Linked DNA regions of Mus musculus: region 2 is linked to region 1. The links are chromatin contacts, found by Hi-C or POLR2A ChIA-PET in ENCODE. All regions are on one chromosome and are shown on one strand. Each heading gives the region's core, a stretch centred on a gene start or an enhancer-like site at or near the end of the contact. The rest is flanking DNA. Distances are from core to core; before and after follow the strand shown. Region 1 overlaps Hmmr (hyaluronan mediated motility receptor (RHAMM)). Region 2 holds the start of Ccng1 (cyclin G1).

Region 1 (6,874 bases), core at 4,097-6,596:
GAAATTATCGAATAAGCAGGAAGATAGGATAAATGTCAGTGCTCCGATGTTAGATGAAGATCTAAAAGCTTTTGATTTCCCCCCCACCCCCCAATGGTGCTATGAGACAAGTAAGATGGTGGTGCTAAAGGTGCAGGAGGTTTGAACTGGATGGTAGGAAAGGGGACATCTACAGAAGTATAGGAGATTACTAGGTGGCACCAAGTGCCCATGGAGAGCCAGTCATGGTATTTACGGTAATGGCAGCCATCATCCACTGGAGTGCTTTGTTCATAGCTATCTGCAGGTAAACACTTCTCTCCACTCACATAGTCCCCAGTAGGTACAAAGGAAAATACCTTTCCAACTGAGCAGTGACGTCCCTCAGACTCTGTGCTGTGTCATTGTACTTCTCTTGCACACTTTCCAACTGAGCAGTGACGTCCCTCAGACTCTGTGCTGTGTCATTGTACTTCTCTTGCTCACTTTCCAACTGAGCAGTGACGTCCCTCAGACTCTGTGCTGTGTCATTGTACTTCTCTTGCTCACTTTCCAACTGAGCAGTGACGTCCCTCAGACTCTGTGCTGTGTCATTATACTTCTCTTGCACACTTTCCAACTGAGCAGTGACGTCCCTCAGACTCTGTGCTGTGTCATTATACTTCTCTTGTGCAATCAAGATGGCTTGGGCGTGAGCAGCAATATGTTTCTCCAGTTCAACTTCTTTCCTAAGAACAAGAAAATGTTAGTAATGACCAAGAACTATGCTCCGTATGTATGTCTCATATGACCCTGTGCAGTAACTGCTGTACAGTTTTAAGACATACACTTAGCATTTCATCTCCTTACATGATGGTTTTACTAACTTATTTACTTGCTTCATCTGTATCTATTTTCATCTGGATTGTTTTTCATGTCTCCTAAATTACGTAGGTAATACAGAGGAAAGACCAAGCAAAACCTTTACAGCAACCTGTAAAGCCAACTTTACAGAACAGTCAGGTCTAAGGACTGAATGCAATGCCAACTAGAAGCTTTGAGACTTAGTAAACCTTCATTCCTTGTATTGAGACAGTAGATACTACACATAGCTAAAGGCACTTCACATCAAAAGCTATTTTTAAAGGTAGTTATGATACTATGTTCAATGATGTTATTATCTCATTTTCTTTTTTGAGCTTAGATCTTGCTATTTAGCCCAAGCTGGCCTTGAACTCAGGACCCTCTTAGCTCAGCCTACAAGTGAAAGGATCCCAGATGTCCAACCGTAATGAAAATTTTAACAGTTTTGTTTAGTAACAAATAGGTTCTAAGTCATTTTTCTACATGTGTACTACAAGTCCCAAGTATCTTTATCAATACTGCATGTTAAACTCGACAGCGTGTTCGGATAGGGGTATGAGCTTATGAAGGATCTCAACGAGAATTTGGTGAATTAAAAATAAACACTGCACAATTCCAAGAGAACACTCACATAAGACAAAACGTCGATCAAAGCCACTGCACAGCGAGGAAGATGAAAGAAAAACAATCGCTACTCAGTGCTTTGCAATAAAAATATTTTCCTTGTCCCTTAGAAGAGTGACTTTCAGTTTTTTTAAAATTCTGAGCCTAAAATGTCCAGAGTCGGAAGGACCTGAGAAAGCATCTCACATACTCAGTGAGCAGCAAGTGAAGGCAGCAAGGCCATTTCTCTGGGAATCACACAGGTATCTAGTTAAGCCGCCAAATAAAGACCTGCTGTAAAAGATCTTGGTGTAATTAGAACTTGGTGTAATTAGGCAGAGTGAATGACGCCTAAGCCCCCTTTAGGAAATGGATTGTCTACTCAGTTTATTAGGGCTCCTGTTCCCTCACATCTGTTATAGTTAAGAATAATTTCCATAATAACACCTCTGTACTGCTCCCTAAAGTCAGGGAATACAAAGACCTGGGGTGCCTTTTTCGAAGAATCACAAAGACAGACAAACCAACCAAAAACCAAAGCAGAGGAGATTTAGAAAAGTCCTCAGTTGCTGGGCCGTCCTACTCTGGACATTTTAGGCTCAGATTAAAAAAAAAAAAAAAATTGAAAATTACTCTTCTAAGGGACAAGGAAAATATTTTTATTACAAACCACTGAGTAGTAAGTACACCTTTAATTCCAGCACTCGGGAGGCAGAGGCAGGCGAATTTCTGAGTTCCAGGCCAACCTGGTCTACAGAGTGAGTTCCAGGCCAGCCAGGACTACACAGAGAAACCCTGTCTCGAAAAACCAAAAACAAATAAACAAACAAAAAAAAAGAAAAGTCCTCCACAGGGCAGGCATGAGACACACTATAATGCCACAGGAGCTTATCCCATCCACAGTAGATTGTTTCCTTGATGGCATTTCAAGGACTTAGATGATAAACTTATTTGTAGTTTAAATTCTACAATCAAATTGCCAGGTCCAGATAAAAGAATTTGCTGTGTAGCCTTGATCACCTATGTCTGGCCATTGAAACCATGGCAGAGAGGAGTGACACCTAAACTCTGTCCTCTGATCTCTACCCACTCCTGTGCTCACACACACCTCATATACCTGCCCAACAACAAGAAGTGGATATATGTATTTAGTTTTGATTTTCCAAGTTAGAGTTCTGTGAAATCCTGGCTTTGTAGGCCTTGAACTCACAGACATCTGCCTGACTTGCCTCCCAAGTATGAGGATTAAAGGCATGTACCACCATGGTTGGCTAAAATATAATTTTAAAGTAAATAATAAAAATTAAAGATAAAAGAATAAAATTGTCTCTGGGGCAGTGGTGGAGCACACCTTCAATCTCAGCACTCAGGAGGCAGAGGCAGGCAGATTTCTGAGTTAGAGGCCAGCCTGGTCTACAGAGTGAGTTCCAGGACAGCCAGAGCTACACAAAGAAACCCTGTCTTGCAAAACAAAACAAAACAAAACAAAACAAAACAAAACAAAACAAAACAGAATAAAATTGTCACTTTTAAATTAAATGCAACTTCTAGAGAAGAAAGTGTTTTTGTTTTTTGTTTTTTGTTTTGGTAGGGGTTGGTTTTTCCTTTGATTGCTCTTAGTTTTTCTCAACACAGGATTTCTCTGTGCAGCCCTGGCTTTCTTGGAACTCACTCTGTAGACAAGGTTGGCCTTAAATTCAAGAGATCTGCCTGCTTCTGCCTCCCAAATGCTGGACCTAAAGGAGTATGCCACCACACTCAGCAAGAAGAAAGTTTTAACAGGCATTATTATTATTATTATTATTTTTTTTTACTTTTACTGAGAATGTTGTTGAATGTATATCAGCTATTTGTGATTGTTTTACTTCTGCATTTATTTTTATTTGAGATAGCACTCCATTCTACAACACAGGCTGGCCTCAAGCTCACTGTACTCTTCTGGCCTCAGCATCTGAAGTGCTGGTATTACATGTCTGAGCCACTGTAACTGGCTTTCTGACTGTTACATCTCCTCTCTCTCTCTCTCTCTCTCTCTCTCTCTCTCTCTCTCTCTCTCTCTCTCCCTCCCTCCCTCCCTCCCTCCCTCCCTCCCTCCCTCCCTCCCTCTCTCTTATATGTAAGTACACTGTAGCTGTCTTCAGATGCACCAGAGAGGGTGTCAGATCCCATTACAGATGGTTGTGAGCCACCATGTGGTTGCTGGGAATTGAACTCAGGAACTTTGGAAGAACAGCCAGTGCTCAACCGCTGAGCCATCTCTCCAGCCCCGCTTGTTATTTCTGAAGCAAGATTGGCTAAGGGGATAAAGGCACTCACTTGTTAACCTTGGGGATCTGAGTTATGCTCTGAGGAGCCCACAGAGTGGGAAGAGAAGCAACTTCTGAAAGTTGTCCTCTGACTTCCACGAGCCAGCAGCTTGTGGACGACATGGGTGTTTGTGCATGTACATGGGTGCACACACACAAACCAATGAGTGTTTGTATTCTCTCAAGAAAGCTATTTAAAACATTAAAAGGCCTAGATGTTTTCAAATATAAAACAAATTGCTTTAACTCTGATGTCTAACAACTTTTAGAAAATGTGGTAGGAAAGAATCACATAAATATGTTTTTCACTTTAGGAAAAGAAAAGGGCTCTGTTTGTTTTATGGAGCCAAAGTGTCACTATTATAGCCTAGGATGCCTTGAACTCAGTGTGCAATCAAGACCAACCTGCAACTCATTCTCCTCCTGTTTTAATCTCTGGGTCCTGGGATTAAAAATGTTAACAGGCCAGCTTTTACTTTGACTGCCATACTTGTTTACATACATGAGTGCATACGTATGAGTGTATGTATAGTCTTAAAATGTTTTTCTCTTTCTTACTTTGAAAGATAATTCCAACCTCCATGCGTGTACTTGGGTGACATAAGAATTCTAAAACAAGCTAGAAAATAGTTCCTGTCTCTAGGCCTGCATGAGCATGAGATCACATTAATACAAACTCTCTCAGCAGGTTGTCCAGCCGCGTCAGTTGTTCTGCAGTTGACTTCGTTTCCTCTTCCAGCTGTTTAACCAGCCTTTCACTCTGCTCCTCCTTCTGCTGGACCGCATCCAACTCAGCCAGGGCGAGCTTTAGCTCTTCTTTAAAGACGTTCTTCTCAGAAGTCATTTCCTCTTGGAAAGAGCAGAGCTGCTGCTGCAGACGAGCAGACAGTTCCTGCATTCAGACAGGTAAGCACAATTAGACATGGCACCAGGAACTTTCCTGGAGACAAGAAGGAAGTACAGATAATGAACTGGAAACCAAGCAAGGACGTTTAAAGGAAACACAGAAAATACAAACACCATATTCACTTTCCCTAGATTACATATTATAACTAAACACTGGAAAAACGTAATTGCTAGCTCTTTTTAGTGTAAAATCATCACACTGCCCTTTTTTTTTTTTTTTTTTGGTTTTTTGAGACAGGGTTTCTCTGTGTACCCCTGGCTGTCCTGGAAATCACTCTGTAGACCAGGTTGACCTTGAACTTACAGAGATCCACCTGCCTCTACCTCCTGAGTACCAGGATTAAAGATGTGAGCCATCATGCCCAGCCTAGACATTCTTTTTAAAATAATTACAAATATGTAGCTCATCTACTTAATACAAACATATGCCAATATCTGTGGCTAAACATTCAAAGGATATACTCCAGGTTTTTCCGACATACATAAACAAATGTAGGTAGCTACCTTCTCTTGCTGCAGAAGTGACTGGCTTTGCAATTCTTTTTGTTGCAGCTTTTCATATTCTTGCCTTTCCAGAGCCAGCCTCTCTGTCAGGATCTGCATCTCAGCACTGAGAGTTTCAGCCCTTTCTCTATCCTTGCTGACAAGGTTGTCTGTAAGAGAGAAGCAGGAAGCATCCATCACTCACTGTTGTTGAGGAACCCAGTTCCTGTGATATTTCAGTGCTTTGGCACACTATACAGATAAAGCATCTCCAAAGAGGGAAGACGATTATAGTCATTACCTTATTACATTCCCTACACAGATATTTAGTTTTGAGTTTGCACCAATTATAAATGTCACCCAGAGAAGAAGTCATCAAGTCCTTATTTCCAAAGAGTGCAATATGTCAAAATAAATAGAAAACACTACACTGTTATAAAACTTCTCAAGTACAGCACATGAATTTTCTTATTTACATAATTATGAAAATGTGCATTTTTTATAGACAGTCTAAGGCTTCACAGAGCAAAGCGATAGAAACAGCACAGTACCTCTTTCTGTTTCAAGTAGCTGGCATTTAACAGTCAGGTCTTCTATTTGCTTAGAAAATGTAATGTTTTCCTCAAGAGACTGCTTAAGACTTAAAATCTCACGATCCTTCTCTTTCAAATCTTCTTCTAACTGGGCAATATCTACTTTGCATTTTTCCACTTGATCAGATGCACAGCTGTATTAAAAGATATTTTGAAGAAAATTTCTCTTAAGGTACAGGAAAAACATGTTCAACAAAATAAGGTGCTTTTGTTTTCTCTGTGCAAAAAACCTGATACTGATTCCAGGGCTTCCCATATGCCAGGCATATGCTCTACCAACAAAGTCATATCGCAAACCAGTAAGGTTCATTCTCTTTACTAAATTTTCATTTCAATTATTTGTTTATTCAATGTGTATGCGTGTTTGCCCACATGTATGTTTGTGCACCACATGTATGCAGTGCCCACAGAGGCCAGAAGGTGGCACTGGATAAATTCTCTCGGGCACTGGAGTTACAGATGGTTGTGAGCCACCATGTGGGTGCTAAGAAATGCAATGGATCTTCTGGAAGAGCAGCCGGTGCTCTTAACTGCTGAGCCATCTCTCCAGCCCAGAAGTTAATTTTAAAGCTACTATTTATATTACCTAATTTCTTGGATGTATTCTAAGAGTTTTTCTGTTTCACATTTTTCATCGATCTTTTCTTTCTCTATTGAAACACTGAAAAAGAAAAAAGAAAGAGTAAATATAGATGGTTCACTTATTAATAACCATGTATAGTACTTAATAGATAGTATTATTATGTCATGTAAGGTAACACTAGAGGTCAAACTCTTACAACTTAATGTGAGTTCTTTCAGATGAACAACTCCTAGCGACCCAGGAGCTTGGATTTATTAACATAAGCTTCCCAACCCTGATCTGCACGACAAGAACCACTTTATAAATCAGAATCATCTTATTTTGCAGCTTTCCTAGTTCCTTCCCAGTCCAAGGCACATTTTGTGTGCCAAGAGGCTTTTGCTCCAGGCTATATGGTATTCAATTACTTCCATGGTTTAGGCTCTTCAGGATGATCTAGTTTGAGGAATGAGTAAGATTTAAATAGACATTTCAGAATAGAAGATATGTGACGCCTACAAATCCACATACAAGAAATTAAAGTAATAGATTATTGCCAGGTTGTATGGTTCAGGTCTGTAAATCCTAGCAATGTGGGA
Region 2 (7,407 bases), core at 678-3,177, 40 kb after region 1:
TTTGCTGGCTCAAGACAGTTTGTTACATAGAGCCAGCTTTCCCGCTACTGGAGTACTACAATTAATGGCTTGATGTTAAATTACTTTCTACTTCAGTATACAACTAATAAGTGATGTTTTACAAGTCTTCATTATGGAAAGGAAGCATTGCCACATTTGAAAGTGGTTTTTGTATACCAGCCCTAATCCAGAAATTTGATGGCTTTTTTTCCTTTTTATTAATTTGATGTGTGTGTGAGTGTGTTTGGTACATTTGTGCATGTGCCAGAGGAGGCTAGAAGAGGGCCTCAGATTTCAACTGCCCACCTAGCTGTTGGAACTTAATTTAGATTTTCTGGAAGACCAACATGCACTCCTAGCTACTGAGCCATTTCTCCAGCCCTCTGCAATTTGATCTCTTAAACACATGGAGCGAAATTAAGAGCTGAGATATTGTAACATAAACATACCTTCATTTTAGACAAGAATCTGTCCAGTAAATTCACAGCTAGGGAAAATGTCTCCGTGTCAAAGCCAAAGAACTGAGTTAGACTAAGTAGATCTTTTACTTCAAAGTCCCGTAATCTTGCAGTCATTCTGAGGCCATTATCATGGGCCGACTCAATTAGTTTCAAGCCGCAGACCTTTGGCTGACATCTAGACTCCTGTTCCAACAGGGTGTTCAGCTGGTGTAGCAGTTTCTGAGAGTCAGTTGTCAGTACTTCTATCATCTATAAATAGAACAAACCCAGAAAAGAGCATAAGAACCCTGCCTGGCTATCTCTGCATTGTGGCAAAAAGTGCTTTATAGTGCATGCCCCCTCCACCCCCCACCCCATTTCCATTACGTCTAAGACGAAGACACTGCAAAGCCAAGGTCTGTAAGTATTTTTACCTTCTCCCAGTAGGTCACATTCCTAAATTGTGAGTTTGTATAGGACATAAACTATGGCTTAAAAATTTTTTTTCTCTACTTAAGCAAAGACTTCTTCATTGTCAGTACATGCCACAAATAGATACTGCCCCACATGATACACCCAAACTAAAAGTCAAATGATAGTACATACTCTGCCATATATGTTAACAACGTGAACCTTAGTTCCTTACCTATGAAGTAGAAATACGATTATTACCTACAATCTCATAGCTCATAGATTGGGTAGCTTAAAAGGAGTCACACAAACCGCTTAGCACACAGGTGCCCATTTATTTCCAGGTAATGAGCTTATTTTTACACCTGTGAAATGAGGGTGACAACATCTGTTTCTTGGAGTGGCTGTGAATAACACACGATATGACTCAGTGTGGCACGGTGCTTAGCACTCAGTGCTCCGAATAGTCTAACGCCATTTAAAAACCAAAAGAAAAAGTTAGGTGAAGCTGGGGAGTTGCATTGGTGGAAGTATGCATTACACTTCCTCTGAGTCCTGGGCACAACCTAAGCCCTGGATACAGAGGACGATTCTTCCCTGGGCAGTTTAAAGATGTGACAGGAAGGTCGTCTTGGTGAGGAACCACTAACTCAGTTCAGGGGTGCAGGTTGGGACTGGGAGGCATGACATAGGAATACCGCTCCCGCTGCGCCTCTCTCTAGGCGCAGACTAGCCCGGGCTTGCGTTCCGGAGTGCAGGGTTCTGAGATCCACCCCATAGTCCCCTCTCACCTTGACAGCCACGTCTTCACCACGGTGACCACCCACCCCGGGCCTGCTCTCAGCTCGCCCCACGTCCCCGATCCGACAGGCCTACTAAGGGGACGGACTAGGGAGTGGGGGTCAAGTGAGCAGAGGCCCGGGGAGGGGCCGGCGTCCCGGTGGAGGGTCCCTCAGCGCCCTGACCAAGTACTGCCTTCCTCGGGGTCAGCGCGCAGCGAAGGACTGCGCCGGGCAGTGGGGGAACAAGCTGGAGACCTGGCTCTCTAGCTGGGACGCATCTACGTCGCTGATTGGTGTGGTTCTTTTGATGGATGGTCTCTGAGGAAGCTCGGCCAATCAGCGCACACTTCCCGTTGTCCAGACTTCAATTCTCCTCCCCTTTCGAGCCACGCCCGACTCTCGCAGCCTCTCTCATTGGAGCATTTCCGAACTGTCCTTCCTTAAGCTGCGGAACTGAGTGTTCAGTGCCAAGGCTTGCCCGGGCAGGTCTGGCCTCTATTAGCCAGATTGGTCTGGGTAGCGGACCAGAATGTACTGTGAGGGTTTTTGTTTTGCATTGTTTTGGTTTTTGCTTTTTTCCTTTTGTTGTTGTTCACTGCAGCTCAGTCCCCTCTTTCTAAAAACACAATGGCAAGTTAAAAAAAAAAAATGCTTTCGTTCTCTTTACAGATAATGAGATGGTAGGCTTCTCTATAGTGTTCTCTATAGGCTTCTCTAGAGTGTTCTCTCTGAGTTTTAGGAATCAGTTCATCGTTATCTTATTTTGTTTCTTGCAAAACTTCTCAGATGTTACAATGATGTCAGAGTATGTAGTTTCTTGGTCCTCTGCTAATTTTCTGAATTTGTTCTTGTAGCACCCTCATACTATCATCAGTGACTTAAAATGCCATATGTCTGGCAGAAAACAGCAAAGAACAGTGCCTGGAAAACCCCATCTGCAGTGAGCCGAATCTCAGGCTTCAGAATAGGGTGTGAAGGAACATTATTCTTACAAAATTAATCTCTATAAGCCTCTTCTCTACCAGGTTAACGGAAAAATAATTATCCTGAACTCTTGCTGGACTCCTTTCGGGGGTAGCGGGGAAGGGCATGTCCTCAGGAGCAATGCACAGAGAGTAGGTTCTCAGCTCGCATGGCTGCAGTGGGGGTGAGGGTGAGGAGTTGGGGTGGTGACGGTGGTGTTCAGGATTTTGTCCATTCCAGTACATCTCATGAAAATAAGAAAGAGCCAAGCCGGCTGGCCGTCCATAACGGTCATTAACTAGATACAAGTGATGTTTTATTTGAGACAGGGTCTTTATGTAGTCCAAGCTGTCCTGGAACTCCTTAGCTATGTAAACTAGGCTGGTCTTGAACTTAGAGATCCACCTGCCTCTGACTCTCCTAGTGCTGGGATTAAAAACATGCACCATCATGCCTGGCCTTTTCTCTTTAATTAAAAAAAAAGTTTTAGATTTTAAAATTATATCTGGGGGTGTTGGTGAAGTGGGGAATGTATGGCACAGGAATGTGGCTACCCTCAGAGACCAGAGATGTTGGATCTGGCATTTCAGGCAGTTAGCTGTGAGTTGACCAAGGAACAGTATTCATTTGGATCCCTGGTTCTGTAAATCTACAAAACCAGTAATTTATAAGTGCTCTGTGGTGGTGTGAATAAAAATAGCCCCCATAAGTTCATAGAGAGTGGCACTATTAGAAGGTGTGGCTTTGTCGGAGAAAGTGCTTCAGTAGCAATTGGCTTTGAGATCTCTGAAGCTCAAAATCAGACCTACTGGCTCATTTGCTCTTCCTGCTGCCTGTGAATCCAGAGGCAGAGCTCTCAGCTCCTTCTCCAGAACCATGTCTGCCTGCCACGCTTCCTGCCATGACAATAATGGACTAAACCTCTGAAACTGTAAGCCAGCCCCAGTGAAATGTTTTCCTTTATAACAGCTGCTGTGATGATTGTGTCTGTTCACAGCAATAAAATCCCAACTTAAGACATGCTCTAGTGAGCCATCTCTCTCCTCCCATTTTTTTTTTTTTTTCAATTTGGGTTTCTATCTTGGCTGCTCAAAAATAGGCAGGAGAAATGTCTTAATCCTATATAAGTGGGAAGATTAAGTGCTGGGAAGCATGTGGTAAATGGTAGCCTTTTATGATTAACTGTGTTCTTAAGTGCTTTATGTAAATAGTTGGTTCTGTTTATTCTTTTATCGGTTTTCTTAACTTTGAAGGAAGCTTAAAGAGTGTTAATGCTAATAAGAATTTTCAAATGACTTTTGTTACCTTCTACGTCTTATGTTTAAAATTCCTGTTGAGAATTTGTTGGCAGTACATTATGTGTTAAAAAATATTTTCTCTTAGGATCCTGTGTTTTCTTTTTTAATTCTCAATTCTTTATATGAAAATTATTTTACTGACACGTTTAAGAAACAAATATAATAGGCAGTCTTTGCTTATTTCTCCTTTTCTATTTCAATTAAAATACACTTTACTTTCATTTTTAATTATTTATATATTTGTGTGTATGTATGGGTGTTTGTGCAATGCCCTAGGAAATGGGGAGGAGAATGTTAGAGCTCTGCAGTTGCAACCCGGGTGCTCTAAACTTTGGAGCTGTCTTTCTGGCCTCTGCTGTCGCGTGTGTGTGTGTGTGTGTGTGTGTGTTCTGGTCTTATGAACACAGTCACAAATACTGTAACTTTCTGACTGCAATGGACATGTCATGTCCAGAAGATAGCGTTTGATGGCACCATGCCCCTTCAGCTCTGAAAGCCTTTCCATCCTCTCCTAGTATTCCTAGGCCTTGGAGGGGTTGTTACAGAAGTCCTGCTCAGAGCTGAGCACTCTATACTTGCTTACTCTCAATACCTTGATCAGTTATAAATTTCTGCTTTAAATAGCGACTATCCTGGTAAGAGACTTTTCTGACCAAGGCTGAGAGAAGTTCTAGTCTATGACACAGTACTGTAACTTTGATTCTATAATATTGGAATAGAGAGCATCTTTTGAGTAATTTAAAAGAGGTGCAGAATTTAAAACAAGCAAATATCTATTCTTGTAAAAGTATGAAAGCAAGTATTTCATTATAACCCAGACCCAGAAAGACAAGTATGGCATGTATTCACTTATAAGTGGATAGTAGCTGCTAAGTAAATGATAATCAAACTATAATCTACAGACCCAGAGAGGTTTGGTAAAGAGGAGGGATCTAGTGGGGATGCATGGACCTCCCTGGGAAGGGGAAATAGATTCTAAAGGTGGACTTCGGGGGGAGGGGGGGACAGGTTGGGATGGGAGTGGGAACAATCAGGTAGGGGATGGTGGGAGAGTGTGGTGAGACAGCTGGAATTGGGGGCATTTGGGGTGGGGTGTGTGGAAACCTAGTGTAGTAAAAACTTGCTGGAATCTATGAAGGTGACCCTAGTGTGGACTCCTAGTAACGGGAGATACTGAGTCTGACCTGGTCATCTTTTGTAGCTAGGTGAGACTTAGGTTCTGTAACCACTGGTGAAGCTAGGTTGAATTTGGTTGAGTTGTTGGCTGAGGGCTTCCCATGGAGATCCTAAACAACACAGGCTCATGCTGGGACAGAAGGTCACTGTCTGAAAACTGACATTGGGGTTCCATTGCTAAGGACAACATCCTCCATCAGCCCCCCCTATCCTAAAATATTGGGAACCCTGTGGAGGAGGGGGAGGAAAGATTGTAGAAGTCCTAAGGGATGGAGGACACTAGGAAAACATGGGCACTGGATCACCTAAGCAGGACATTCATATAGGCTCCCAGAGACTGAAGTGGCAGGCACTGGCCTGCCTGGGTCTGTATCAGGCTCTCTCTGTGTATGTTACACCTGTTAGCTGGGTGTTTTTGTGGGACTCTCAACAGATGTGTCTCTGACTGTTTTTTTCCTGCTCTTGGGACTCATTTCTTCCTAGTGAGTTGCCTTGTCCAGCCTTGATATAAGGGCTCTTTGCATTGTCTTGTTTTGTCATGATTGTTTTTTGTCTCTTGGAGGCCTGCTTAGAGGTCATTTCTCACAGAAACGAATAAGGAATGGATCTGGGGCAGAGGGGAGGTAGGGAAGCTGGGAGAAGTGGAGGGGTAGGGGAAACTGGTTGGAGAGTATTGTATAAGAGAAGAATCTATTTTTAATAATGATTTAAAAAGCCTGTATTTGATCATGAGTTCCTATCAGGAAGTTTTCAAATGACTGAGTTCTATATTGTTACCTTGACTCAATGATAAATATTATATATATAATATAATTATATAATATATATATAAATAATTCAACCCTGGTTTAAAATACTCTGTATATAATGATGAAATTTCAAGGTTACAAGATTAACAAAAGTTAATTTAAGATGTATATGGCCAGTGCATATTTGTTTCTGACTGGTCTTGAATGTGTGAATAAATGCTGTTTCTTTTTTGTGACACATCTGCCTTGGACTCAGACTTCACCTCTGGGCTTTTGGCCAAAGGGATTTAATATAATAGAAATTCAAATATTATTTAATTATGGATAATATTGAAATTGTTTCATACTGTTCTTTTTTGATGATTCTGAAGTGGGTTACTCTCTATATATAAATGTATATGTATATACATATATAGGAGACAGGCCCTTTCTATTATGTATCTCTGTCTGTCCTAGAAATTGCTAGAGCTTGCTCTATAGAACAGGCTGGCCTCAAACTTAAAGACATCTACTTGCCCCTGCCTCCTAAGAGCTGGGATTAAAGGTGGAGGCACCACGCCCAGCTTAACAGCACATTTAGTTACCATTTTCCTACTTCCTAATCAACAGTTAAATACAAGCCACAATAATGACTCTGGAGCAGTTAAGAATGCAGCAGTAACAGGGAGACTTGATCATGTTCTCTGGAATAGTCTAAAGGAATGCTCTTGAACAACAGGAATTATAGCAGGTAAGTCCAAAGGCGATGGGTAGTGTTGTCATCTTCACAAAAATCTAGAGTTGCTCCGGAGACGGATCTCCGGTCCTGCCTGCAGGGTATTATCTTGATTGAGTTAACCGTAGTATGAAAACCCACTTACTACGGGTGGCACCGCTCCCTGGCTTGCAGCCTGGAAATGGAGAGGGATCAGAGCCTCAGCAGGCACTCAAGGCTCTCTGCTTCTTGACTGTAGCTGCCAGGTGACCAGCTGCTTCAAGCTCCTATTGCCTAGTCCTCCCTACCCAGGTGGTGTGCCTTGACTGTGAGCCCAAACTAACCCTTTTCCCATTAATTTGCCTTTGTCGGAGTACTTTTGTAACAGCAACAAGAATAATAATAACAACAACAACAACAAAAAGAAAAGAGCAAAGAAAAGCGAGAAAAGAAAAGAAGCCAAGACTTAATGCCAGGTACTTCCCTGACTCATGGGGAAATCTCTAGTTGGTTCTGTCTGCTTCCATCCTAGAAGGGGCTCTTCCTTCCTCCTGCCCACACAATACGCAAGTACCTTATTCTCTAGCCAGTCCCCCTTATAAGCCCATAAAACTTCTGGGCATTAGCCTGTCCATGTCTGGTAAAGGCCTAGGAAGTTGGGGTCCAGAAGAGCTCAGCTGAGTCCCTTCTCTCTGCTTTCTGGCTCATTGCTGTCTCCTCTACAGCCCTTGTTTTCCTTTAGTGAATCTGTTCTGTTTTATTAATTGGCAGATAGCTGGCCTTAAATTTTTTGCTTTAATCTAACGTTCTTCTCTGTTTGCATTGTACTCAAGAAAGGGACCTGGTGGGTCAGAACCCTCATTCCCTAGGTTGATAGTAAACTGACAAGGACCT

The links. A loop is a pair of places that touch in the nucleus more often than their neighbours do. ChIA-PET counts read pairs that join two places held with the same protein, here RNA polymerase II (POLR2A).
Region 2: POLR2A ChIA-PET joins it to region 1 with 26 read pairs in embryonic stem cell. The contact joins the promoter of Ccng1 here to the enhancer-like site in region 1. A Hi-C loop is called at or near these places in 3 of 37 maps with a recorded cell type or tissue (T-helper 1 cell, T-helper 17 cell and T-helper 2 cell). POLR2A ChIA-PET finds 5 or more read pairs at or near these places in 4 of 5 experiments (Patski and embryonic stem cell).

What each region holds. Positions count from the first base shown.
Region 1 is chr11:40,709,570-40,716,443 of GRCm38, forward strand. It overlaps Hmmr (hyaluronan mediated motility receptor (RHAMM)), which reads right to left. Exons shown (of 18, transcript NM_013552.2): 8 at 6,300-6,374; 9 at 5,672-5,847; 10 at 5,142-5,290; 11 at 4,409-4,623; 12 at 339-707. Among named protein-coding and RNA genes, the nearest start is that of Mat2b, 20 kb to the left of the region's middle. Within about 2 kb of position 5,347, at least 1 of the 3 ENCODE cell types and tissues checked has a DNase peak (open chromatin) inside an H3K27ac peak, as active enhancers do.
Region 2 is chr11:40,753,359-40,760,765 of GRCm38, forward strand. It overlaps Ccng1 (cyclin G1), which reads right to left and starts at 1,928. Exons shown (of 6, transcript NM_009831.2): 1 at 1,643-1,928; 2 at 450-710. The coding sequence starts at 710.